Regions from separate parts of the Mus musculus genome. Here regions 1, 2, 4, 5, 6 and 7 are each linked to region 3. A link is a loop called in an ENCODE intact Hi-C map of the cell type or tissue named here. Cell type or tissue: heart. All regions are shown on one strand.

Evidence for each region. A loop is a pair of places that touch in the nucleus more often than their neighbours do. Peaks named below come from ENCODE experiments on the same cell type or tissue, not always from the same donor. Only the 100,000 strongest peaks of a DNase experiment are listed, where the experiment ranks them.
Region 1: a loop joins it to region 3, with 9 times the contacts of the local background. A loop is called at or near these places in 31 of 42 quality-filtered maps.
Region 2: it touches region 3 in a loop (6-fold over the local background); 5 of 42 quality-filtered maps call a loop at or near these places.
Region 4: a loop joins it to region 3, with 13 times the contacts of the local background. A loop is called at or near these places in 21 of 42 quality-filtered maps.
Region 5: it touches region 3 in a loop (4-fold over the local background); 5 of 42 quality-filtered maps call a loop at or near these places.
Region 6: a loop joins it to region 3, with 8 times the contacts of the local background. A loop is called at or near these places in 8 of 42 quality-filtered maps.
Region 7: a loop joins it to region 3, with 6 times the contacts of the local background. A loop is called at or near these places in 18 of 42 quality-filtered maps.

The regions. Positions count from the first base shown.
Region 1 is chr2:19,518,060-19,522,059 of GRCm38, reverse strand. The region is part of intron 5 of 4921504E06Rik (RIKEN cDNA 4921504E06 gene); the gene reads left to right. Among named protein-coding and RNA genes, the nearest start is that of 4921504E06Rik, 34 kb to the left of the region's middle. In heart, CTCF peaks have their summits at 150 (motif pointing left) and 2,083; no DNase peak of the experiment used is centred here; H3K27me3 peaks cover 1,205 bases.
Region 2 is chr2:20,663,670-20,667,669 of GRCm38, reverse strand. All of the region lies in intron 4 of Etl4 (enhancer trap locus 4), which reads right to left. Among named protein-coding and RNA genes, the nearest start is that of Arhgap21, 300 kb to the left of the region's middle. In heart, a CTCF peak has its summit at 1,509 (motif pointing right); no DNase peak of the experiment used is centred here; H3K27ac peaks cover 1,067 bases.
Region 3 is chr2:19,413,245-19,417,244 of GRCm38, reverse strand. Gm33940 (a long non-coding RNA gene) reads right to left here and starts at 3,084. Exons shown (of 3, transcript XR_374043.4): 1 at 1,524-3,084. In heart, CTCF peaks have their summits at 2,016 (motif pointing left) and 2,599; no DNase peak of the experiment used is centred here; H3K4me3 peaks cover 641 bases; H3K27me3 peaks cover 1,566 bases.
Region 4 is chr2:19,917,808-19,921,807 of GRCm38, reverse strand. It overlaps a transcript of Etl4 not described here. Among named protein-coding and RNA genes, the nearest start is that of Gm24670, 230 kb to the right of the region's middle. In heart, CTCF peaks have their summits at 2,224 and 2,424 (motif pointing right); no DNase peak of the experiment used is centred here.
Region 5 is chr2:20,671,799-20,675,798 of GRCm38, reverse strand. The region is part of intron 4 of Etl4 (enhancer trap locus 4); the gene reads right to left. Among named protein-coding and RNA genes, the nearest start is that of Arhgap21, 290 kb to the left of the region's middle. In heart, a CTCF peak has its summit at 2,350 (motif pointing right); no DNase peak of the experiment used is centred here.
Region 6 is chr2:20,778,113-20,782,112 of GRCm38, reverse strand. Etl4 (enhancer trap locus 4) reads right to left here. Exons shown (of 22, transcript NM_001081006.1): 11 at 3,912-4,000; 12 at 1,041-1,171; 13 at 168-315. Among named protein-coding and RNA genes, the nearest start is that of Arhgap21, 190 kb to the left of the region's middle. In heart, CTCF peaks have their summits at 2,135 (motif pointing right) and 3,966; no DNase peak of the experiment used is centred here.
Region 7 is chr2:19,731,736-19,735,735 of GRCm38, reverse strand. No RefSeq gene overlaps it. Among named protein-coding and RNA genes, the nearest start is that of Gm24670, 42 kb to the right of the region's middle. In heart, a CTCF peak has its summit at 2,071 (motif pointing right); no DNase peak of the experiment used is centred here.

The DNA.
Region 1 (4,000 bases), 100 kb before region 3:
TCTTTCTGCAAGAACTCGCCAGAAACACGGGTTCTTTCTCATCTCTCAATGGCTCCGCGTGGAAAACAGTTTACTAAATTCTCTAGGAACAAACTTACCTGCTGTAGCTTCCCATCTGAAGTTTCAGTGTAGAGAGCCGCCCCCTCTAGTGGCTAAAAATCCCCCTGAGACATCACACAATGCTAACCTGCAAATGGATTCAAAGGGCAGAACCATAGAGAGATAGTTAAGGTGTCAAGGGGAGGGTCAGCAAATGGCTCCGCAGATAAAAGTTCTTGTAACACAAGCACTGTGAGTTCCATCCCTAAAAAAAACTTAGAGGTGAGAGAACAGATGCCACAAAGCTGTTTGCCCTGCACACACATGCCATTTCACTCATGCCCCGCCCTTAACACACACACACACACACACACACACATACACACACACACACACACACACACACACACACACACACACGTTACGAGTGATTAAATATTTAGGAGAAATATCAAGAGGAACACTTTGAAAACATTCGAAAATAAGCTGACTTTGCTTAGTCAACATAAAACTGAATGATCCTTCTGATAAGCAAATCTCATTAGTACCTTATTTATGTCAATAAATGGTCAAACTCTCCCCCCTGGCTTGGTTCTGAGGGATATCTGACGAGACTGGCTAGAAAAAGACAAGTTCATTCAACAAGTAGTCCAAGTCGCTTGTGTGGCCAGTGGCAGGCAAAGAGTGAGTCTCTCCAAATGGCAGAAGCTTGTGGTCCAGATGATATCCTTAATGCCACTTTACCTGGCAGCAACTTCATTCCAGTTTTTATTCTGTGGGAAATCAATGTGACTTAGATGCAGACTTTTGCGGGTTCTGGTTTGCCATGCTGTCTGTTGAATACTCTCTGTGAGAATTGTAAAAAAAAAAAAAAAAAAAAAAAAAAAATGACCCCCTTAGAATATGTTTGTGTGTCTGTATATACCATGCATGTGTGTATATATATGTGCCTGTGTGCACATACACAGTTACCTGCCTGTGCATACCACATATTGACTTTAATTTCATCTGGGTTTCTTTATTGGATTGTTTTTTTTCATTTTTCCTTCTAACCCCAATTATGGCCAGGCTGCACAACCATCATCTACCCACCCTCCACTGATGAACAGATCTGCTTGTTGCTAACAACACTAAAACAGAGCTATCATTCAAGAATGGCTACTCTGCAGGACTGCGCTGTCCTAGGGTGCCACTTTCCTGGTTGTCACTCAATGGGGAAGCACCTGCTCTTCTATGTGGCTGTCAAGGGCACGCATCAGAATCCTGCCTCCTCACCCCTTCCTCCCCCACCATCTACAAATTGAGATGTCCAAGTGCCATCCATGTAGTCTGCAGAATTGAGATGCTAACATCACAAAAGAGAACTGCCAAGAAGGCACATGGAGAGATCTGGGCAAGGAACTTCTCAGACCCTGGTTCATATGCATCACCTGCAAAGATTGTTCATATACAGACTCACATAGGAGGTCTGGGCTGGAGCCTGAGGTGCCATGTCTCCAGCAAGTTGTTCAGTGATGCCTAGGCACTTGGTCAAGAGCACACGGAGAGCTCTGCATTGTCCTGCTTTGGGAGGCACTTCTTCCCAGATTCAGCTTAGAGTTCTGAGACCTGGAATCAGACATATTGTAACCCTTATGCCCAAGAGAATTTGCATATCCCACCTATTAAAAGGCTCATTTTCATAAAATTATGGAGAACTGAAAGTGGGAAGTTAACTGTTGGGATTTAAAATTCCAGAATGATTGTAAATGACACTGTCCTGGCTTGTACTATTTTTTAGCACCCAGCTAAGTTTATTTTAGTGGTCTCTACTTTCTAAACCTCATTTTATGAACACAGTTTATTGTTAAGGAGATTCATGGTTTAAGCAAGACAGAGCTAGCAATGTAGGGCAGATGGCAGAAGGAACATCGCCACAAAACTTGCCACTTGAGTGTGAGGGAGGAAAGCCGCAGCCGGGAGGAAGGCTTTGTCCCCTTTGCTAATGAGTGTCCTCATTGCCCTGGTAGTCTGAATAGTTAATTATTTGCAGTTCCTGCAGTTGCCAGATGGTGGGGACAGAGCTGAAGGCTACGCTCTGGAGAACTGAGGCTGTAGATGAATGTTTGGAGGCAAAGCCCTCATTTTAATGTGTTTTCCCACACAGAGGCTTAGAAAACATGTCCGCTGCAAGCTGCTATCACTTTGTCATCTGATATTTCTTCCCGCAGTTCTTAGGTTATGATAACAGGCACACATGTAATCCTCGTGGATGGCCATGATCCGCCAGGTGGGAAACAGAGGCTCAAGCAGATTCAAGTCACCCTGTTTTGTTTATATTTTAAGAAATCCTGTTAGACCATAAACACACTCTTAAATAGTTTCAATTTTAATTAAGTGAGACACATTAATATTAAGGGTCTCCCTTTATTTTAGAGAAACCCATGCTGTTTCTTAACTGCTTGTTAGAACGCTTAGTGTTCCTTTAACTATGCATATTAGAGTCCAAGTATTATAGTTGCCTAGTTAGGAGGATAAAGAGTTTAAGACCATGGGCCTGAGGGATGCCTCAGTGGTTATGAATGTTGGATGCTCTTACAGAGGACCTGGGTTCAATTCTCAGCAACCACATGGCAGCTTACAACTGTCTGCAATTTAAGTTCTGGGGGACCCTACGTCTTCTGACTTCCAAGATCACCAGACATACATGTGGTACACAAACCTGCGTGCACGCAAAACACCATACACACAAATAAGTACATAAACAAGATAGCCAGCCTGGGATATATAGTGATAATCTGTCTCAATAACAGTAAGTAAATAACATTAGAAATTAATTATGCTGGAATAATTTAAATAGGATAAAGGGCTAAAAGCTCAAAGATTTGTACCCAAACTTAGTTCAAAACCCAACAGCATATGTCAAATGCTATTAAATCCAATGTATATGATTATAATTCCATTAATGAGGAGTTAATTTTAGAGGGTATTATTAATGTGTTACAAGATACTTAAACACTTGTTTTTCTTCTCAATCATTATCATCACAGAGAGAAATATTTTAACAATTTACCTTCTGGTTTCTCTAAAGTTAAGTCAGAGGAGAGTTCCCGAAGGAAGTCAGCATACTGGGAAGATGGCATTGTTTTTGAGTGTCTAGTTATTCTTATTTACTTGAGATCATGGGATTACTATAAAAGAAACAACTCATAATTCAGCTAAGGTCACCTTTAAGTTCAAAAGTATTTTCAAGTCCATGGTAATTTAAAAACAAAACATGTAGAATTGTTTTCCTATTTTAGCATAATAATGTGATTGTTATTTTGAAATTGCATGATCCGTGATGAGGTATAAAATTCTGCATCAGTCTCCCTGATCCATGACATCTTAATTTTTTAAGTGTGTCCATAAAATGTAGACAACCATAGGAAAGTATATTCAGATGTTTTCAATAGCTTTGAAACAGACAAGAGGAAGAAGAAAGAGAGAGTAGCCTTCCCAAATAAACTTCTATTGCATAGGAAAAAGCCTCCATCATAATAGACATGGCAAGATTTAAACAAAAGACACACATAATAAAAATGTAAATGAGTTTGCTTTACTAAAACTATAACTTTAAAGTCTTTTGTTGTAAGTTATCCTGAAACCTTCTTACAAGGTAATCACTTTGCATAGAGATTTAAGCTGAAGTCTTCAATAGCGTTAACCGCCTGCACAGCCCCTGTGACAGGCATGCAAAGCCACGTTAATGTTCAGAATATGAATTGCCTCTGGGTGGCTCCCCCACCCAGCAGAAAACCAACTGTGTGCATATCCGCGCGCCTGATGGACTCCATGCGGCTCCCAGCCTGCACACATCACCCCTTGACATGTGAGGGGCTCCTCACCACACTGGCGGCACTGACGCCGAGAAATGCCACAAAGGCAACAAGCCCCCCTCCTTAGTCCTATACTTTGCCACCCCCTGGCGCTGCCCATCCAT
Region 2 (4,000 bases), 1.3 Mb before region 3:
CCCAGCTAAGTTGTCTCATTCTTTTTTTTTTTTTTAAAGACTTATTTATTTATTTATTTATTACTTGTAAGTACACTGTAGCTTCAGATACACCAGAAGAGGGCGTCAGATCTCATTACAGGTGGTTGTGAGCCACCATGCGGTTGCTGGGATTTGAACTTCGGACCTTCGGAAGAGCAGTCGGGTGCTCTTGCCCACTGAGCCATCTCACCAACCCCAGTTGTCTCATTCTTAATGTAGGATGTCCTAGAAAAATCAAACTCTAACAACAGTGAAAGGAAAGCTCACTTGTGGTCAGGAGTTGGTGAGGAATGAAGGTTAAATGGGCAGACTACAGAACATCTTTGGGGCAGAGAAAATACTTTCTATTATGTACAATGGTGACTTCTCCTCACTGCCTGTCTGATCTAAGAGCATGCATAAAACCAACAGTACGCTCTAGCAGCAGCCAGGTGCTGTCAGTGGTATTGACATGGCAGGGCAGGGCTATCAGGTGGGCCACTATTCCTGGCCTAAAATGAACAGATGATAAAAATTATAGCCAGGTGTGGTGGCGCACGCCTTTAATCCCAGCACTCGAGAGGCAGAGGTAGGCAGATTTCTGAGTTCGAGGCCAGCCTAGTCTACAAAATGAGTTCCAGGACAGCCAGGGATATACAGAGAAACCCTGTCTCAGGAAAAAAATAAATAAATAAAAAATAAAGATCAAGGTAATGGACAAACTGATGCATTTGTATCAGTAGCTCTCAACTGTCCTACTGCTGCAACTTTTTAATACAGCTCCTCATGTTGTGGTGACCCCATGCCATAAATTATTTTCATTCCTACTTCATAACTGTAATTGTTGCTGCTGAGCGGTACCTGAATTCCTAGGACCATCAGAAACATGTGTTTTCCTGTGGGTGCTACCCACAGGTTGAGAACTGCTGATCTAACTGATAATATGTTAGGCGGATTCATTAAAATTTTCAACTCTAGCCGGCACGCATGCCTTTAATCCCAGCACACGGGAGGCAGAGGCAGGCGGATTTCTGAGTTTGAGGCCAGCCTGGTCTACAGAGTGAGCTCCAGGACAGCCAGGGCTACACAGAGAAACCCTGTCTTGAAAACGCCCCCCCCCCCCATCAATTCTGACCAATATGACAACACAGAGATACTCAAAGACACACAGCGCTTCCAAACAGCACCAACAAGGGCTTACTTACAAGGCCATGACTCTGAGGCTGGGGTGGAGGTGGGGGTGGGAGGGGTGGGTATAACAGCTACACTTGTAGTCCTCTGTACTGGGACTCGGGACTGTGCTTCTGTGCATCTTGTGTTAAATAAGACCAGACACAAGGGGATTTCTTTAATCAAGGCAAGGCTGAGTAAGGACCTTGGAAAGGAGAGTGCATGTGCAGGCTCCTGGTGACTCAGATTTTCCCTCCATTCCATAGGCTCAGCAACCCCAGTCAATTGTACCCTGGGCACTAGGTGCATCCCAGAGGAAATTCCTAAATTGGCCACAAGGAGGAAGTCGAGGGCAGCAGTAACATTGCTGACCCAAAAGCCCTCATTTTCTGAGGCCACAGCCTCTCTTTTGACCAACTTCTTATGTCTCTCATCTCCTGTCCTCTCCTCTTCCTGAGTCCTTTTGTTTCTCTCCAGAAGTTGGAAAATTCTATGCTAGTTGAATTCACTAGGTAACGGATTGAACCTCTTGACTATGGGTTTATAGGCACTCTGAAGAAAAACTGGCTTTAGACTGAGGCTGAGCAGTTTTCACAAGCACAGGGAACCACAAATGTTCACTCAGTAATCCCTTAAGCAAGACTTTGTTAGCCTCTTCTCTCTCTCCGGGAGGAGGGGTTCCCCTGCAGGGCAGGTATCCACCTGCAAGGCCAGCTGCCCTGACAGCCGAAGGAAATTCCTCCCTTGAAGACAAAGGGTCCATTATCCAACAGGCTCCGTTCCCAGGGATAGATAGGGGAGGCACACAGGAGTTTCTTATCTTTACTTTATTTGGCAAAACAGGCGGGGGGGGGGGGGGGGGGGAATCTTCACAGAGACCTGACATCCCCAACCCACCCCATTTCCTGCAAAGCACAAAGGAGAAATTCCACTGCCAGCCTGGCTCTTGCCTCAGGGATGACTGTGGCTAAAAGAGCACAGTGCTCTTTAACCCACATGGAAGCTGCAGGCTGGTGACAGTAGGAAGGCTCTGTCTGTCTTCCCCCTGTCCTGAGCAGTGTTCTCCCAAGTTGTATGCTAGTCCCTGGGGTCCCAGAGATAACACTGGAAGATGCAGCTAATGAGTGAGATCTGGGGTTCATACGTCCTGATTCTGTGACTTAACTGCCAGGCTAGAGAAACACACACACACACACACACACACACACACACACACACACACACACAGAGAGAGAGAGAGAGAGCATTCCCTATGTTCTTCTTCCGGTGGTGATGGCACATGCCTTTAATCCCAGCACACAGGAGGCAGAGGCAGGTGGATCTTTGTGAGTCCAAATCCAGCCTGGTCTATAGAGCTAGTTAGTTAGTTCTAGGACAGCCAGGTCCAACACAGTCCAAGCTGATTTCAAATTTACTCTGTAAGTCACTCTTACCTCACACTCAAAAAATCTTTCCGACTTAGCTTCACAACTACTGGGATTTCCAGTATGCATGATCACACCCAGCTTGAAATTCAGTGTTAAAAAATGATACTGAGTGCTTGCTGCTGCTAAGCACATACAGTAAGATTGGAGCAGCAGAGACTTCAATAGAGCCTCTCGCCAGCATGGAGTGCAAAGCCACAAATGGTCTGTATTTTACAATAATGATTATGTCTTATGAATAACAGGAATGCTGATAAGAAGACAATAGAAATGTTAATCACCCCAATGCATCAGGACCCTCTGTGTACTTGTGACATCACAATGTACCCCCAAAGTACATGGAATTATTAGATCTTAGTTTAAGATTTAATTGGAGATGAAATAATAAAATGGTAGGTGTCCTTACTTGATCAGAAAGTATCTTTTACATACATACGCCATTTACATTAGCATACTCCACACTGAACCTTATATACGTGTCCAGTTAGAAAGCAAATGAAGGAAAGGCTAGAGAGATGACTCCACAAGTTGAAAAAAGTTGCAAGCCTGATGGCCCGGGTTCAATTCTCAGAACTCACATAAAACCCCATGTGGTGGGTGGCAGGCGTCTACAATCCCAGCACTCTTCCCTCTTCTTTTCTCTTCTTTTCTTTTTTTAAATATTTTTTAAAGAAACATTTTATAAAGACTTATTAATAAATAATATGAGAACATTGTAGCTGACTTCAGACTCACCAGAAGAGGACATCAGATCCATTACAGATGGTTGTGCGCCACCATGTGGTTGCTGGGATTTGAACTCAGGACCTCTGGAAGAGCAGCCAGTGCTCTTAACGACTGAGCCATCTCTCCAACCCTGATCCTAGCACTCTTACAGTGAGATGAGAGCTTGCCCAGAGAACTAGGGTCAGCCTGCCTGGAATGTTCAATTCAGCAATACTCGGCCCAGCACAAACAAGACTCTGCCTCTAAAACAAGGTAGAAAGGTTATCTTCTGACCTCCTCCTACATGCCATGGCGTGTGGGCACCCACACTCACATGTATATCCCTCACACACATATACACACAGACAATTAAAGACAATACCAAACAACAATAAACATAGATGGCTAAAAAATTTAAAAATAGTAGTAGTATTGTTAACATAAGCAACATTGTGCCTTTTAAGATAGCTAATGTAATGTCTGAAACCATACAAATAATATAGCATTTTTTGTTTGGGCTAGGGTTTGTCTGAATAGCCAGAATGGCATCTGAACCCAGTCTGCTCTGGATATTATCTGCAACAAGGAAGCAAAATCAAGGCACCATTCACACCTATCTTCTCCTTATACTTCTAACAACAGTTTGCTAGGTGTGATGTGCAGAATTCAGTTGTTTTCTGCATTGACCTCTCATCTTATCC
Region 3 (4,000 bases):
AAAATAAAATAAAATAAAATAAAATAAAATAAAATAAAATAAGAAGATATGGAGTGCTGACTTAGATGACTCAGGGTCCTGCCAGCATGGTCTAGCTGGGGCTCATGGTCTAGCCAGGGCACATGGTCTAGCTGGGGGCTCATGGTCTAGCTGGGGCACATGGTCTAGCTGGGGCTCATGGTCTAGCTGGGGCTCATGGTCTAGCCAGGGCTCATGGTCTAGCTGGGGCTCATGGTCTAGCTGGGGCTCACGGTCTAGCTGGGGCACATGGTCTAGCTGGGGCACATAGTCTAGTTGGGGCTCATGGTCTAGCTGGGGCACATGGCAGTTCTTACCAATTTTGGGGATGACCACACCAGCTTGATCCCCACACTCTGGTCTCATTTCCCCACATTCTCACCAGACTTGGTTGTTGTTTGTCCAGGGAGAGCCCGTCTGCCCGGGGTGTGATAGAGTCCCAGTGTGGTCTTTATTCAGTTTTCTCTGATGATTCAAACCAGTGAACATTCTTTCTGTACTTACCGTGCTCCTCTGTGAAGTGGCTCATCAGTCTCACTAAATGGATCACTTAGTCTTTGAGTGCACTTTCTTTAAAGACAAAATTCTTTCCTCAGACATGGAGAATTCTTAGAAGAAGGCAGAGTTAAGAGAAGTCATGTAGTGAGGCTGGAACTACAGTAGCTTGTGTGTGTGATCTTCGAGAAAGGTCTGCTGCCCCAGCCAGTGGATAGAAAGACAAGGGTGGAAATCAAGAGCAAGGGGGATATTTGAGGAACTTAGCTGCATTTACACTCCACTTTCCCAACGGATCCTGGATGTAGAATGCCCAGTCCCAGCAAGAGCCAGGCACATAGGACAACCAGCCAGCCAGCCTTGTATACTTGAGGTAATTTGGGAACGGGGAAGGTGTATTGGGGCAGCTTTGCAGGCAGAGCAGGTCCTGGCCACGAAGAGAAACTCACTGTCAAGCGGCCCCTAAGTTAAATTGGCATTTAGGATGCTGTTTGTGGAAAACCTTGAGGAGTGACCCTCAGATGATGTCTTCACTGGATTTGGTCCTCGAGACTTCTGTACAATTTCACTTCTTTCCTAAGGCGAGAGCTCTTTCATCATTTCCCACCAAGGAGACAGTACCCATGCTTAAGTACTTAACCACTGCAGTACTGTTTGCTAAGGTCTGCGGTCAAAGTAAGAAAACACAGAATTCACGTAGCCAGTGCTGTTCTTTCTGAGTTTTCAAATGTCTGAGGTGGGAGGGGGTGATGGGGCAAGGAGAAGGGCAGCTCGGTGGATGATTTCTTTTCTCTCTCTCTCTCCCTTCCTTTCCCTTCCCATCCCTCCTTCCCTCCCTCCATCCCTCCCTTCTTTCTCTGTATCTCTGTCTGTGTCTCTGTCTCTCTGTCTCTCTCTCCCCATCCCGATTTCAAACCCTCCCTCCTCTCCTCCCAGTCCTATGTTCACAAGCCCCTCCCCCATTTCCCTCCTTCTCCTCAGAGATGGGGATGTCCCCCATGGGTACCTACCAACCCGGACGGATCAAGTCAAAGCTGAACCAAGCAGAAACCTCTTCCACTGAAATCCAACAAGGCCATCCAGTTAGGGAAAAGGAATCCAAAGGCAGCCAGCTCCAACTGTTAGGGGCCCACATGAAAACCAAGCTGCATATCCGTTACAAAAGTGTATGGGGCCTAGGTCCAGCTCCTTCATGCTCTTTGGTTGGAGGTTCAGTTTCTGTGAGCCCCAATGGGCTCAAGTTAGTTGACTCTGTAGGTCTTCTTGTGGTGTCCTCTCTGGCTTCCTCAGTCCCATCCCCAACTCTTCCACAAGATTCCCCAAGCTCGGTCTAGTGTTTGGCTGTGGCTCTCTGGATCTTTCCATCAGCTGCTGGATGAAGCCTCTCAGGAGACAGTTATACTAGGCTCCTGTCTGCAAACATAGCAGGATATCATTAATAGTCTTAGGAAGGAAAGCCAGTGAAACATTCTAAAGCAGTCTTTTGGCTCCCTCTAGTGGAATAGTACAGAATTACTTGCCTGGCATTAAACTCGGTGACAAGGAAAGGTCTGCCTTGTTTGGTAAATAGAGAAGTACTCTTAAATTACCCCGAACCCTCGGCTGTATGACAAGGATGGAGGACTTGGCTAAGGACTTTAGCTAAACTCGTTAGACCGAATTTAAGTGACAAAATGACTAAGCTCTCTGCTAAAAAGGATGTGACATTTTGGCAATAACCCTGCTAGCTTTGAAAACTAGCTCTTTCTACCCTACCATCCCCATGCCTTAGCATTCTATAAAAACCCGCACTTAGTAAAATTCTCAGTAACCCCAATCCCACACTGAAGAGTTGTGACGGTGAAATACGCCCTCTATCGGTTTAGATACTGTCCCTCCGGTGAGCCTTCTCTTTGTTTAGAAGCCCCAAACAGAATGCATGTCTACACAGAGGATGTTTTTCCACATTTTACTGTTGGGAACTCTTCCACCCTCGACAAGATATTAGTTACAAATTCACAACAGTTTGTTAATAGCAACAATTAGGATGACGAACATTTTAACCCCTTCTCCCTTCGCATGTGGATCCAAGGAGCCCGCCGCCTGGAGGTCAGAGCCGGCACTGCAGGATTTCCTACGCGGGAGTCTTTCCCTTCACCTGTGTCAGCTGACTCTTTCCTAGCCACTGTGCTTCAACACCCTCTTTGCTCTTTACAATTCTGCACCATTAATAAGATGAAACTATATGGTTCCCTGAGTTCATTCCTCGTTGTGATGGCAGTCACACATCGCAGGAGAAGTGACATTAGTCTGGGAATGCATCTTGCTGCCTCAGACTTCTGCTTCTGGTTGTGGAGGTGGGAGGCTGGGGTGGGGTTGGCGCTTCACAGAGAAGCTACTCCCTCCTTCCCGCTCTTCTCTTTCTCTCTTCTCTTCTTCTCCACCCTCCACCCCTTCTTTCTTAGACCAGGCTGCTGACCTCAAACCCGCCTCCTGAGAACTGGGACTACACAGCGATGGTGTAAGGTCCTGTACCACTGTACCCAGCTTTTCAGATGGTTTCTTGCATGCTCTCAATACATCACCTGCATGAGGCCCATTCCAACCTGATTGCAGGCAGTTGGGAGATGCGCATGTGCTCCACCACCTCAAGAGTGGCCTCAGTGGGGTGGGTGGGTATGGGGGACTTTTGGTATAGCATTGGAAATGTAAATGAGTTAAATACCTAATAAAAAATGGAAAAAAAAAGAGTGGCCTCAGAAACTCACCTATGTGAGGGGTTTTCTCTTTGGCTTAATTCAACACCCTGTTCTTTTAAAAAGTCTTGAAAAGAAAATAAAGACTTATGGGAAAATCAGGTCCACGCTCCACAGACCTCGTTTCTATATTCCTTACCTATGTTGTTTAAAGGAAACCTTTGCTCATAGTGCATTAAAAAAAAAAATCACCGTTTTGCTGAAATCCTTATGTACCATGCACCTTCAACTGGATTGTGAAGACTTGTCGACAAGGAGTTCTTTCCCATGCAGTAGAGAAGGCAGGCAGCCAGATAAAAAGGCAAGCTGTGTGACTTGCACAGAAGCAGTGTGCAAACCTGGAGCCAGGACTTACCAGGGGCCATGACAGTTACTTGTTTCTCTTCTCTGTTGCCCAGGTCCCCTCCTGTCCGACTTAGCTTTCTATTGCTGTGATAAATATCATGTGTGTCTTAGTCACTGTTTTGCTGCTGTGAAGAGACATATGACTATGACAACTTACAGAAGAAAGCATTTGACAGGGTTCCATGCTTACAGGGTGAGTCCACGAACATCATGGCGGGGAGTATTTCAACCTGCAGGCATAGTGCTGGGATAGCAGCTCAGGGCTCACATCGGATCCAGGCAGGCTGCAATCAAAGAGTCAGTCTGGGCCTGGCACAAGCTTCTGAAACCTCCAAGTCCATACCCAGCAACACATCTCCAACCAACAAGGCCACACCTCCTAACCCTTCCCAATCAGTTACACTAAC
Region 4 (4,000 bases), 500 kb before region 3:
CCACCGGATGGTTTTAGCTCCCTTTTCGAAGATCAAGTGACCATAGGTGTGTGGGTTCATTTCTGGATCTTCTGGAAGGCTTTTTAAATACTGTTTCCTGTCTTCTTATACAGAGATATGGTGTATTTCTCTACTCCCTTTACAACCATTTGGTATGATCTCTCCCATCTCACACAGAAAAATGACATGACTCTCAAAATTAATCTTCAAATCTAACACAAAAACCTCTGCTATTTTTGCCAGGAATCCACAAACAGATCCTAAAATGTATACTCAAAACAGATTACAGAGCTAAATGAAGCAAGAGCTAAAATTTTAAAAAGCCATAGAAGAAAACATGAGAATGAAACCTAACCATATTGGATTCCTTGTACATGCAAAAAAAAAGTAAAAACAGATAAACTGTTCTTCATCAAAAGTGTCAAAATTTCAGAGTTTCAAATTAAACTATCAGCAAAGGCAAGCCACAGGAAAGGGATAAATTATATACATCTGATGAGATATTTGTATGGAGAATAAAGAACATAACTCAAAAATAAGGTGGCTACTCAATTGAAAACTGAACAATAAATAAACAGCTCTCCAAAGACTTACACAAATATCCAAGAGACATAAAAAGATGTTTCACATCATTGACCATTTGTAAAATAGAAATTAAAAGCACATGTTACCACTTCACACCCTTTAGAATAGCTATGATTTAAAAATAAAAACAGAAACAACTATTGGTGAGACTGTGGAGAAAATGAACCTTGAACAGCTTGTTCAGAAACCAATTTAGCAGCTTCTCACAACACAGAATACAGATTCTATATTACCCAAACTCTACTCAGTATCTACTCAGAGAAATGAAAATGTGCAGGCACATGAAGACTTGCATATGAGTCTGCATTCTAGCATTATTGATTGTAGACCCAACTGGAAAAAAACAGTACATTAACTGACCAATGGATAAATAAGTTCTGCTATATGCATACAAAAGGCTACTACTTGGTAATAAAAGTACACTCATGCATGCTGAACTGTAAATGAGCCTTGGCCACATATTATGAGACGAGAGTCATGAGCAATGTCCTGAATAGGTTCGTTTACATGTGCAGAAATGGGGTTGCTGGGGACTAGAAAGTTGCAAGATAAAGAAATGTCAATTAGCTGCTACTCAGTGACTGGCAGCTAATGGTGGTAGGAATTTTGCCTAGGGAAGATGAAATGTGATTGTCGCATAACCTTATAGACTCATCTTAACTAAACTCAGTTCTTCCCATTTTACACTGTGAATCACAAAGGGGACACTATGCTCACATAATTCTTCACCAACTTGCTGCCCTCCCTGGCTGCAACAGCCCCAGAGACCTTGCCCACCCAACACAGACCGAGCCTAGATAGGTTCTATGGTGAAAAAATCAGAGTCTTTTTATTTGGTTTAGATATTCTCCCTGAGACATGTGCTTACACGCACACGCACAGTGAGACAGAGACGGAGAAACAGAGACACACAGGCATATACAGACCTCTGTCTCTGTCTCTCTCTCTCTCTCTTTCTCTCTCTCTGAATGCTCAGCCATTCAGACTTTCACCTTGCTAAACTACCCCAAAGATCAGCAGATCCAGACGCAAAGGCCAAATATAAGACTCAACCCAGGCCTTTTTGTACGTCTTCATATTGTTCCCTAGCAAAGAATAGTAGTTACTTTTATAAAGAGCGGATTATAGAAAATTAAAGAAAAATGGTGTGACAGAGCCAATGTGGACTGCGAAGTCTAAAGTGCTCACTTCCTCCCCTTCCGCCCTGTGCAGAACAAGCTTGTTAACCTGCTAATAATCCATCCCTGGAAAAAGTGCAAGAGAGACATGACCGGCCAGGGGGAAGCCCCACCCTCCTTTTTAAATCACTGTTAACAACTAAAACAGTAAGCCTCGGGAGCCAGTTTGTACAATTTCACAGGAATTACGTTTTTTAAGAGTTTTACAAGCCAACTGACGTCATGTTGGAAATGACTACAGGAGAAATAGCCACACAGAAACCCACAGCACTACAAAAAGGACCTTCTACTGCCGTCAACACAACTCTAAAGAAAACATGGAATTTTCCTCTTTGCACTTGCTGGAAAACAGAAAGCAAATTTTTGGTTAAGAAGATTTGAAGGTGGGATACTGTGGGGCAAAGCTAGATGCTTATAGAAGTAAGGGGAAAGCAATGTCCCAACCCTCCGAGGACAGGAAACGTTGGGTTCTCCCCGGGTCTCTCTAGTAGTTCTCACCTTGTGATCTGGACCTTCTTTGTTGGACCTGCCAGCTCTGTGAATATGAGTGCTTGCATATATGGATACTTGCAGACTGCAGTGAGCCTGGCCAGAACCAGCTGCTGAAAAACATCTGCTCTGCAACAGCCAGGGCACGGAAGGAAAACTTCAAGCTCACCACTAGGGGGCGGGCTGGTCGCACTTTGCATGAGGCCATTCAGGAACCAAAAGGCCAAGGAATGGTGGTAGGAAATGGAAGGAAAGAGATGGAAAAAAGATTATTTCTTCTCTTCTACAAAAAATTATTTCTTCTCTTCTACAAAGGGGTACTAAATGCTGGTGAGACAGACGCTGGGATCAGAACTCTCAGTGACTTTCTAGCAAGCTCATCGCTTTGTTTATTTCTATAAAGAAAGACATTATGAGATGGAAGGCTAATGGGCATTTTATTCCCTCTGCAAATCACAGGGTACACCGATAGATGTATAAATGGGAGGCCTTGTCTTCTTTTGTTTTCTTTCTTTCTCCTTTCTCTCTCCCTTTTTTCTCCCTTTCTCTTTCCCTCCCCCTCTCCCTCTTCCTCTCCTTCTCCTTCTCTCATTGACAACTCACTTTGTTTCCTCTTTGTTATCAAGGCTGGTCACAAACTCTTGCTCTTTCTACCTCAGCATTCAGGTGGTGAAATTCCAGGCATTCAGCACCCTGCCTGCCATCTTTTTAAGAATTCTAAGTCTCAGTTATGTCTAAATCTTTGATTTTAGATATATTAAATATTTATTTGCACTTTGTTGATATTATATGTTTGCTTCTTTTTTAAAGGTGACAAAGACTACTCAATAGTGCCTGTTAAATAGACTGCATGCACTTTTACTATCTATGTGTGTGCATTGCTTCTGCGTGGATATTAATGTATATAGTCTTCTCTTCTCTTGAATTAACCAACAAGGAAACAGTTGAGAGACAAGTTGCAAAAATGCCAGCCTAAGGCAGGGAGATGACCCAGTGGTTGGAGCGTTTCCTGCACAAGCATGAGGGGCAGATTCTAAATCTCCAGAACCCATGTAAGGGTGAGATGGGCGTGGTAACCGACCTGGGAAGAATGAAACAGAGGGTTCCTTGATTGGGCTTGATTAAGAGACCCTGCCTCACCAAATAAGGGGAAAATGATTAAGTAAAACATGGGAGAGCAATCTTAGGTTTAACATGCATTGCATATACATAAAATCTCCCATACATCCATGCACTCGCAAGCGCGTGCGAGCGCGCGCACGCACGCACACGCGCGCGCGCGCGCGCGCGCACACACACACACACACAAATTGGAAAAAGAAAAATGCCAACCTAGACATTCGTGGAATAACATGAAGGAAAAATAAGGATGTTAGGAAGTAGATATTAAAACTCCTTTTCTCCTATGATAAAGCAAATTATACTATTACAATTTTAATGCTCAGCAATAAATCAAATGGGCTTTTCTTGGGGCAACTGGGAACTTAAATTCCACATTACAGAGTTTCTAAGAGAAAAAAATACAAACAACTCATTATATGTAATGTTTAGAATAAAATGTCCTTGCAAAGTGTGCAGATGTTGAATGGATCAGTTGTTTGGAAGAGTAAGTTAAACCTGCTTTAGTTCCCACAAAAATCTGTATTTCTATCTCAGAGTTTTCTCTGTCTCTGTCTCTGTCTCTGTCTCTGTCTCTGTCTCTGTCTCTGTCTCTGTCTCTGTCTATCTTGTCTCTATCTCATCTCTAC
Region 5 (4,000 bases), 1.3 Mb before region 3:
TAAATGGCTTTTAGAATTGTATTGTTTTTTGATTAAGTCAAGTCAAATTTATTTTGGATCTAGAAGGATAAATAACATTATTTATTTATTATTTGCCTTGCTGGCTTCCATGTTGTCTTTGAAACTTTGAATTCTGTTTTAAGTAAATATTTTTTTTTTTACATCTGAGAGAAAAAAGCCAAAAACCAAAAACCCTTGGCTAGTGATCTGGGTTAGAGTGAGACTTCCTAGCTGTAATACAGAGAAAGATCTACTTCACATTAATTTCAAGACTAATTTTCCCCCTCTGTGGAGTTTTGAATTTCTGTTTCCTTTCATTTATTTCAGTCTCATGCCTGCATCTTCAACCCTGAAATGTTCTATGTAAATGTTATTAAATGGTGACCAGGCTTACCGACATGCTGGCTGCAAAAGCATGGGAGACCTGTATCTTCCCGGGGAGCCTGCTCAATGCTCGAGACTACCATGTGCCTCATCTGTGACCCACCAACATTCTAACGGAGCGCTCACATCAACCAAAACTGCCTTCCAAGTCAATGTGTTTCCTAGGCTTGCCTGCCTACAGAGCCATTATGGAAGTGTGCGGTCTTGGTTTCTTTACTGTTGCTATGATAAACAGTGACAAAAGGTGAAAGGATTTATCATGATCTACAACCACTGAAAGATTCAGTCCACCATGGTGGGAAAAGCATGCCAGCAGAGGCAGAAAACTGTCTAGTCATGCCGAGGAGGTAGAGTGAAGGGATGGGGCAGCCCTAAAAGGTTTCCGCTCTGCACTCAGGGACCCTCTTCTATCAGGCCCTATCTCCCAAAGATCTCCCCAACTTCCCAATTAGCCTAGGATCACACGCTCACACCTAGGCGTTTATGTGGGAGGTATGTCACAGCCAAACTATAAAAGGCATAGAACTTAATAATTACTCTGAAATCCAAAAAAATCAACTCTAGAATATCAACCCGAGTTTTACCAGCATAAGATTTTTAATATCTAATTGTATTTTCTTTGAGATAAGACCTCCCTGTGTAGCTATGCCTGGCCTGGAACTCAAAGAGTAGATCAGCCTGAACTTGAATTTATATAGATCCTTCCTCCTCTATCCCCAAGTGCTGGGGTTAATGGCTTATGCCACCATGCCTGGTCGACTTGCGTAGGTGCAGACGCATCACGTGGCTACACTGCTTCTTGTAAGCATATTCATCCCTAGTTGGATTTGGTGCAGTAAATCTATTTGTAGAATCTGTCCACGTTTCACTCACCTCATACTGGTTCCCAAGGCACAGCCAGTGGTGAGCTTGAGTCCCTGTGCATAGGAGTTCTGAAATAGTCACACTGGAGGCTCATTACCAGCCCCAAATCCACATTTTATTTAAAATATTGACTCAATTTTTCCCCCAGGACATTTATTTTACCAAATGTAAGAAAACTAAACGCCAACATTTTTCTTTTTCATTTAAATCTTTTCATAGAATATATTTTGATCATATTCTTTACCCTCCCCCAACTCTCCCAACCTATCTATTCACCCAACTTCACATTCTCTCTCCTTCTGTCACAGTCTCTGTTCCTGTCTCGCTTTCCCTCTCTCCTTTCTTTGTCTCTCTTTCCAAAACAAAACAAAACAAAATAAATAAATAAATAAATTCAAACAAACAAATCAAAAAGTGCACTGAAAAACCAAACGTCATTTGTCTTGACTCAATGCTCCTGGGCATAAGCGACCCTGGAGTGTGGCTGATACACCCAGAGACACCTGGAGTGTGGCTGATACACCCAGAGACACTGCGTTAGAGAAAGTCAGTTTTCCCTCTTCCAGCAGGCATCAAGTACAAATACATCCATGGTTGGATTAGCACTTTGCATATACCCCTCCTCTGTGCAGGGATTTTGTCTGAGTTTCACTCACACACTCTCGTGTGCCCTGCCACAGTCTGAGTTCATAGGTGTCTCAGCTCTGCTATGTTTGGAAGATGTGGTTTTCTTGAAGTCGCCATCATCTCTGTCTGTTACAATCTTCCTCCCTCCTCTTCTGCATGGATCCCTGAGCTCTTAAGGGAGGTTTTGGTAAAGTCGTCCCAATTAGGGCTGTGTAAGAGCTACCATTTTTGTTAACCTAAAGCAGCTTGTTTTATAGAGGAAATTTTTTCATGACTGTATAACTTCTCTTTCTTTTTTTCTTGTTGTGCAATTCAATATATTTAATGTCTCCTGGGCTGTGTGTAGAGTTTTACTTTATTTTAACTATTTTATTTCACCTTTTATTTTATTTAGCATCAGGTCATGTCATGAAATTGTTATCTTTGAGAAAGCAGGAGGCTGCTACTCAACCCACTTGCAGTTCACTGACCAGCCTCTAGATGGAGGCAGTCTGCACCTAACAGTACTTGGAATGAAGCTACAACAGCAACACAATATGTAAATAGAGAAAAACCAGTCAGCATGCAAGTGCAAGCAACGGAGTCGGCTGCTAGTTAAGGCCAATACAAACTTATCAAGTGGTTTACAGAAATAGTAAATTGGATTTTTACTGTAGAATGGGCTACAGCAGAATCGGCCAAAGCAGGAGCTCCTTGCCATTCCGGGCAGGTGTAACCTGGTAGGAGCTGCCAGCAGTGTCCCAGTACCTGGCCACACCAGATCGTCAGTGCTATAAAAATGGACACCTAGTACCCGAACCACACAACCACACCAACCTAGCGATGGATGGGGACAGCGGCAGAGGACACTAAAAAAACCTGAGAACATGTTCAGCTGATGTGCCACCCAGCACTCAGACCCTAGCACATGCAGTGTGGTGGGACGACCCATTTTCCTGCCTCAGCAACAGAGTAGGCACACATTGAGGAGATAAGAGTGTGCAACTCACACCCTCACCTTAGCTACCCACTGCACTACTCAGGTCAGGGCCTTGAACCTGACTCTCTAGGAAACACTCCAGGACTTGCTTTAACAGTGGCCAAGATGATCAAGGATAGACAGACCCAAAGTTATTCATCTGCTACAAAGCACTCTTTTTTTGTTTGCTTGTTTTTCGAGACAGGGTTTCTCTGTATAGCCCTGGCTGTCCTGGAACTCACTCTGTAGACCAGGCTGGCCTTGAACTCAGAAAGTCTGCCTGCCACTGCCTGGCTTATTGTTTTTAATTAAGTGGATTCACATGTTTCTGTGTGAAGGTGTGCAAACAAGAACACAGGTGCCCATCCATTCTGGGAATTCCGAGCAGTGCAGACAGTATATGCTCCCAATCGCTGAGCCATCGCTCCAGCCCAATACAGCACTGCGTTGCAATCACTGACAGTACTTGGGAAAACAAATGTCGAAATGCTTTAGATATTAGGCTCCAGGTGATGGCTCAATGGGCAAATCACTTGCCAAACAAGTACAGGAGTCTGAATTCAAATTCCCCAGACCCACGTAAAGGTTGCGAGAAGTAGTATGTATCTATAATTCCTCTGCTATCACAAGGAGATGGGAGGCAGAGGAGAATTCCCTGAAGCCTGAAGGCTCCAGGTGGTATGGTACACACAGTAGTGAACACACCACACACACTCACAAACACACACGCGTGCACTTGCACGGGCCTGAGTCCTTTCAGTCACCACCCCACACTGGTGGCTTCCACCTTTGGAGATGGCTGATTTCTCCCCCCTCTCCCCTCCCCGGTCTTGCACCAAGATGCAGACTCTGATTCCCTGGACCTCTGTTCTTTAAGTCACCACAGGGAGCAATCACCATCAAAGCCAATGCCTTGCAGTAGAACCGCCATAAACTCAGCAATCCACCCCCACCTGATGAATTTGGTCGTCATCTGGACTAAACCCTTCTCTACTGTTTTAAATGGTTTTTGGTTTTTCAGTCTATATTTACAGATATGCAGGACCTCTGCCGGGCTTACTCAGGGCTGCTCTCTAAAGCAGTTCTTCTGGAGTCTGGTCCACCTTCCAAAATCTGGCGGTACCCAGAGGAAGCTGCTGATGCAGTTCTTATTTTCACAGAGCCTCA
Region 6 (4,000 bases), 1.4 Mb before region 3:
GGGGGCTGAAACAGTTGAGGGTTCTCCTCAGGATGCCATAAATAAAGAGTGATAAGTCATGATGATACTAAGAGTAGGTTCTTAAAGCCCGTGACCTGTATGTACACCAGCCTTTGAGCGACCCCTCCTGGCAAACCACCCCATCAGGACCATGGCAGTGACATTACCTCCGCAACATCGTCAAGACATCTGTCATGCTCCTCACACGCTTCAGGAGACTGTCCAGCTTGTGTGGCTCTTCCTTCAGGAACCTTACTGCCTCAACTTCTATGCGCAGGACAGCACGCATCTTATTTTGCAAAGTTGGAAATTCTCCTACAGGCCAAACCAGCAGTGATTTTTAGAATAGGAAGGCAGAGTGACAATGCCCACCCCACTCCTGTGACCTAGGGTAGCACAGAGAAATACCAAGTCGGGAAGCAACGGGGTGAAATCTTATGGTCAAACTGAGTGACCTTGGATAAGGTCACAGCCCCTCTGGGTCCATTCCCTGTGTATTATGGATAAGGCTAAAAAGTTAGGGTTTGTTTTCAACGAGTTTGGTATGTCTGTAAGTTCAGTAAAAGGGAAAGTTTTAGTTGTATGGTTTAGTTTCCATCTTCAGCATCCTTTATAAAGGTCCTCTAAGAAGTCTTGAATGAATCTTTTACTGTTTGAAGGATTGTTTATTTATTTACATGTCTATTTGAAACAAAGTATTACTGTTTCCCTAATCTGGTCTCAACTGACTTTAAGGGATCCTCCTGCCTCAGCCTCCCAAGTAGGATGGGATGGTAGGTCCAGATTTGAAAGCTTCTTCGGTTTTTTTGGTTTTTGATTTTTTTTTTTTTTTTTTTTTTTTTTTTTGGTTTTTCGAGACAGGTTTTTCTCTGTGTAGCCCTGGCTGTCCTGGAACTCACTCTGTAGACTAGGCTGGCCTTAAACTCAGAAATCCGCCTGCCTCTGCCTCCCAATTGGTGGGATTAAAGGTGTGCGCCACCACCGCCCAGCTGAAAGCTTCATAAACATTCCAAGCAACACACTTCCAGTGGAAGGCTCACCTTTGAGAGTGGCCACAGCTTCTCCCACTTGTCGCAGGAGGAAAGCCCCATCTTCCACATCTTTCAGGGTCACCACTCTGCCAGTGGAGGAAGAGTCCTTCTTCAAGTCCTCAACAAAGTCCTCCAGCTCACTGTGGGGAGGCAGAGAGCAGATGGAACTGAGCATGGAGGGTCTCAGAAAGGACACGTGCAGGAGCAGGGGCTCTCCCATTTTCTGCTGTGTCCCAGCCCTATCTTAAGCTTCCAAGGAGGAGGTGGGAGCACAGTCGATAGTAGTTTGCTTTGCAATATTGCATGGCTATGTAAGGTAGCAACGGGAGAGCTCTCCCGTGTCTGTCATTTGTGGTTCAGATTGGTCCCGGGTGGGGGTGGAGTGGGCACTTGATACATTCTTAACTTTCAGTTGTATTCATGCCAGCCAAGAGAACAATGTGCACACTTGGTGACCAGGAATGGAGGGAGAGAAAGACAGAGGGGAGAGAGTCCTGATAGATTAGGATGGAGGCAGAAGATGGGGGCTGGGGGTAGCCTAAGAGGGGGGTATGAACCAGTACTACAGTGAAGTGTGTTAGCTCACTTTAGACAACCAGGTTTCTCAATTTTAGTACCTGACATTTTGAACCATATAGCTTCATTTTTAGTGCAGGGCTGTCTTACACAATGAAGGATGTGCATCCTTGGCCCCTTCCTGCTGAGTAGCAGTAGCAAGCAATCACAAATTCCAATAATTTGTGACACATGTGAATGTCCCTTGACATGGTCAAATATCCCTGGGAAAGAGAGAGCAAAACTGCCCTCAAAATCCCCTAATGGATAGCCTCTCTCTAGTGTACCTGACTGTCCCATCATTAATGACTGTCTCTCTTCTCTCACAACTAAGAACTTAGAGATCTGATTTCTGGAGGGAGGGAGGGACGGATGGAGGGGTTGGGATGGAGAGAGAGAACAGATATCAACTCCAACACAGCCAAGTTATATTCTTCCACTTGAAACAACAAAAACAATTTGCCCAGATGTGTTTGTATCCTTTCAAGTTGCCTGCAAATTCAAGAGAAAGCTCTTAAAGGACGAGGGTGCTAAGAAATGCAAGACCACTAGGTGGCAGTAAGTGAATGGCGGCTGTACTTCCTGGCGCCTTAGTGGAGGAGAGGATGGCCTCACAAGACATGGGCCCTTTCCTCTAGGTGAGTGAGTAGAAAGGAGCTAATGCAGCCACAGGAGGGAGTCCAGCAGGGCAGGACATACATTCAACAAGGATGAAGTCACACGTGACACATCTGACCTCTTCTGAGCAGGGGGATGAAGTATTTGGTGATGCCAGCCATTCTGATACAGAAATCTCTGATGAAAGGATGCCCCGTTAGGGTCTGCATCTGTTAAACACACCTGGTGTTAGGTGAGCATACCTACAGGGCACATGCAGCTGCTGCTCCTTGGGGTGGAGCTGGGCCAATCCTTGTCAGACCTCTAAATGGTCCATTGGTGAGGGAGGTTCCCTGGTAGACCAAGCAGTCTCCTGCATTCTTTCAGGCTTTGATGAAGCCCTTCCAAGCTAAGACTCCAGGGCCCCCAGTTCCTTCAACCACCCACAAACTGGTCAATATGCAAATACTCCTCCAAGGAGATGTTCCATGACCCAAAGCCACTCCATCCAGATAAACTCCTATTTTAGTTTCTCTTACCCAGTCTGCCTCCTGCGCATCATATCCCTGCAACCCAAAGTTCCCCAAACTCTGCTCCCCTTTGACGGGCAGCAGGGAACCTCTGACACCATTATTCTGCCAATTCATGTGCTTGTGATTCCTATTTCGAGCTCTGAAGGCCACTTTTATTAATTCAGAGATTGAAAAAGAGACAGTGCTGCTGAAAATGAGTGCAGACGGCCTTTTGAAAGTCATCAATGGGCTTTTGAAATAGGTAGGCTTTGCTCAAGAAGACGTCAGACATTCATGGGGCCTCCAGATTTCAGCATGGCCTTAAGCTGCTTTTTATTCTGCCTTTGTTGAAAAGAAGCCCATTGTTTGTTAAACTGAACTTAGTCTGACTCTTATTAGAAGCTGTTATTTCCAAGTAGAAAACCATGAAAGATATTGACTCATTTTTTTTTTCTGTTCTTTAATCCCCACTTTCACTCCTCTGTCCTCATGTTCAGAGGACCCAAGCCTAACAGTTCTACCAGAGTATTTCTTTTCTGGAATTTAGAAGGAAGGGAAAGGGACAGAGAAGGGCCAGCAAAGAGCAGGCGTTACTTCTCAGTAGCCCTGAGCCAGGTTCTAGAATATCTTACCTAAGCTCGCTCTCCTGTCATACGGATCCACCCAGTTACCCTAGTCTATGTCTGTTTAAGGTATAAGAAACAGATATGATAATATTAAGGAGATATATATGTATTCCATAACTTTTAAATTAGTGTTGTGTGACTGTGCATGCAGAAGGCAGAAGACAACTTTCTAGAGTTGGTTTTCAGGGTCTATTGTGGGCTCCCATGATCTTACAGTCTTTGCAAGCACAGCCTAGACAGGTACCAAGCAGGTCTCCAAAGCAGGAGTATGACCCATAGAAGACACCAAGCCAAGGAGAATGATACCGTTCAACTGTGAGATGTGATTAGGACCATGGACCCAATTCTCCTGCCAATCCCCAACCCTGTGGTTTTCTAAGGATGCCCCACATTTTCCTGGCCCAGAGATATACTGTCATGGGGCCTGCTGAGTTTCCCAGACCTTAAAGGAGGGACAGTTGGGACAAAGATACCAGGCTCAGCAGATCTCTAGCTTACACAATAGGTGCTCATTAAAGAGAGGGAGAGAAATACCAGCTAAGAAGGTCACCCTGTGAACAAAGACAGTTTTTCTCTTCAGGGTGACTCACCATAACTTTTTGACAATCCGCTCTTCTTCGTGGAGGTACTTCTGTCTCTCTTGCTCCACCAGGGTGCGCTGACGCTGTACCGGATCCTC
Region 7 (4,000 bases), 320 kb before region 3:
AATAAGCTATGAATATGGTGAGATAAGGATGGAAATGGCCAGGTCACCTTGATATCAAATATGGCTACATAGGATTAAAGTTTGTCTCCAGTTTTTCTTCAGTGGGGCTCCAATCCGGCTACTGATAGGGTTTGCACTCAACTACACAGCCATTATTAGGCATCCTGTTCTTCCCACTTGTGGAATTTAGACATCACATTACATTCACGTAAATGCTACTGATGAAAAGGACACTTAAAATACAGGTACGGACTAAAATGAGCATTTTTGAGTCAAAGGGTCTCTAAGATGGTTACACTTCTCTCAGGATCTTAGGAACATTCTATAAGATCTCTTACTTTGCTTTGACCAAAGTGGAGCCTTGGTTCTCCAAGTGATCATATTTCCGATGCTCAGAACTTTGGAAGTCAATCCTCTTCCCCTAGCTTTCCAGAGCGTTCTGAAGAAGTCCCTTGGCCAAGCTCAAACGGCATCTGTCTTACATTAATCAGGCCTCCTTAGGTGGCAAGTGATAAAGTTTAATTCAAATCATCTGAGTTTAGTTCAAACCATTTGTATGAATGAACCTTCACTTAGAGGCTCACTCCGTCCCAGACTCTACCTTCCTCTGCTCTTGGCTTACATCTCTCAGCCTGTGGAGTGGTTGCCTCAGCAACGCAGGAACCAGCCGTCTACACTTCACACAGTTCACATCTCTCAGGTTTAAACTCAGCCTTTTCTCACTCAGCACCGAAGAACAAAATAATAGAAATGCGTCCGACGGCCACAGCAGAGTTTCCCCTTCGCTGCTTAGGTCCCCACAAGTCTGCAGGCTTGATATGAGGGGGACTTGCGTTTTAGAGCTTCCTGCATTGTGATTCTGCTCAGGTGAAGCTCCAGCACTACCAAATCACTGAACGCCACTGGTTTCGCTTGGAAGGTTAGACTGCCCCTTCACCCCACCTTGTTGACAAGCCATGTCAAAGTTTTGTGTCTCTTGGGCTCGCACCACCCGGAGCTTCTGCAGAACACAGCTGCTTCAGGAACACCTGTGAATGCTCCTTGACTTCCGCTGGCCCGCCAAAACCACAAATGAGCTAGGGGAAAGTCAGAGTTCAGGCAGGCAGCAGCGTCCAAGCGAACACGGATTTTCACTGCTGGTTTACAAGGCTACAGAAGAGAGGTTGATGACTTCACAAAACACACATTTATCATATTTTTGTGCTAACTCTGACTTTCAGAAAACCCATTTAGAGACATATGGCAATTTCAGAAAGCAGGAAACCACAGAACCTGACATTCTTGGAGCTCTTTAAAAACTAACAAGACAGAGATGTGTGTGGATCCTGACAAGGAAGGTTAGAGGTGCTTCCTCATTTGGCCCTGCTGGATGTTATTGTACTAGAATGGAGCCAAAATGGAAACTTAGTTCCTGTAAACAGAATCTACAATCAGCCACGGTGTAACCTAGTTAGGGAGTGTTTCTAATGGACCCTTGAACAGATTGGTTGTTAGTCTTTGTCTCTTAAATAAGACATGAGACCGAGTAAGACATATTTGGAAAATACAACCATACCCAAGTCATACACGTCAAAGGCTACACTCAGAACTAACTGTGTGGTAATACGTGTTAATCACTTCTTTCACTAAAAGTTGTATAGCTGAGACTGAAGCAGTGGTTTATGGAGAAAGATGTCTGTCATTAAACCTGAGAAACTGAGTTTGATCCCTGGTACAAGGAGGGGACCAACTCCTGATCGCTACATGCTCAGTGTGTGATACCCACCCCCAAACACGTCCACCAACAAAATAAATAAAGTGCCTTGAAAAGTAGTTTATAGCTATTCCTTCTTTGTTCACATTGAAAGAGTCCCTTTCAACTGTAATTATTTTTTCATTTTTATTTTCTTGGTTATGTAGAACAAACTAAACAAAGAACGGTGTTTTGTAATATTTTTCAGTACTAAACTTTAACTAGTAAATAAATATTCATTCATAAACTGAACATATATAGTAGTTATGCTTTCTTTAAATTGGGGACTATTAGGCTCATTATTTTTCAGCAAGAGGAATTATATTTCATGTATATTACCACTAGGTGGCTCAAATAGCTAACACACCAGTTCCATATATTAGCAAGGGGAAAACCCTTAATGTTGAAAGATTTATCTTTTTCCATCGTCATATATTTTATACTTTAATTTTCTGCAAACTTTTATATTATTTATAGATTATTGCTATAATACTACACACGGTGACAATTACTTTAATGTAGGCCATCATCATGTGTGCCATTTTTATGAAGGAGAGGAGATTAATGGAGGAAATGAATGAGTTATGTTATAATTTGTCATAAAGATGCAATAATAAAATAAATTAAAATTTTACCGGATGGCTGCAAACAGTATTCAATGGAGTCTGACGAGTGTGAGCCTTCGGCTGTTTTTCATCCTAATGTATCCAGGCATTTCTAGAGATTGACTGCTTTATTTTCTGGCCGTTGTGATTATTTATGTCTCTTAGAGACAAGCGTTTCCCAGCTTTAGTGCAGGAACCTTGAGAATTCCCGCATTCCTCCTTAGAGAAACTTCCTGAGAGGCAGGACTCTAAGCATTCAGTGTCCATCACCGCAGACGATATGGGGCCCCCACTCTGACACATTCAACAACAGCAGGAAACGATGGGCTACTTCTCAACTCACACAAGTAGCTTATTTTTCACTTAGCTCAAGATAGTGTCAGGGTTGAAAGTGCTAAGCCTTTAGATTCTGTCCAAACCAAGAACACACAAATGACATAAGATAAGCTCTCAGACATTTCTAAAGCATGAAGAGCCAATGCCCCTCCCCCACCCACCCCAACCCCCGATCTTAGGAAGTCGTTCCATTGCCAACAGAAACTCTGCCTTTCTAGCTTAAAGTTTAGGGCCATGAAATCTTCAAGAAATCCCTTTCAAGGTGATAGGTTTACCCTCTATTGTCTGTCTTTGTCCTTACCAACAACCCCATCTTCCATGCTCAAAGTTATGCTCTTGGCTACATCCTGAGCAAGGAGTAAGAGCCCAACTGGGAGGAGCTTCAGGAGTGATTTTCCCAGCCATTATAATAGACATTTAAAGCATATATGTAGAATTTCCCTCTTTTTTTTTTATCTTTTTCTGGAATTTCTTAAAATATTTTCATTGTTGATAACTATTTGTCATTGGGAAGTCCATTAAGGAATCTGAGTTTGACTTAGAGAAAAGTATTGATTCTCCAGAGGGAGCCATGATTTGGTTTGAGCTGCAATAGCTACAGTACTGATATTTTTATATTCGTACTCAGGCCCCTGACATTTAAGTTTTATTTGACTACAGAGCTGTAAATACAACTGGAACCTGCTGTCACATGGCCCTTAAATGCCAGGACCTAATTAGCTCTCTGCAAGCCTAGCAGATACTCCTGGCCAACGCTCTGGCCAATTATCTTTTGAGAAAGCAGTATAATCTGCTCATTCCAAACTCTGGCAGGGAAAGGTTCTCACTAAACCATCAGAAAACTTGAAAACTCTCAAAATTATTTAAATGATAAACAGCACTCATTCTGCCGCTGGGTGTGGTTTCAGTGCAGGATATACCCAAATGCTCGTTAATGTCATACCTTACGAATCTACTGTTGTGTCTACCTGTCTACCTGTCTATCTGCCCTTAATGGCATTGGTGACAGTGTCTCTGCGAAGTATGGCAGTATATAGGGTCACATGGTACTGGAGAGGGACATGAGAGTTCTATGTTCGAATAGACAGGAAGCAGCTAAGACACACTTTCTACAACAAGGCCATACCCACTCCAACAAGACCAGATCTTCTAATAGTGCCACTCCCTATGGGCCTATAGGGGCCATTTGAAGTTGGCTTCTCAATTTTGTTTTTGTTTTTGTTTTTTTTTTTTTCAGGGAGACGGGGAGAGGGATACTTCCAAAAACCATTCAGCAAGTACACACCTTCAGTTCACTGTCCTCTCTTTGTATTTGTGTAGTAATGCT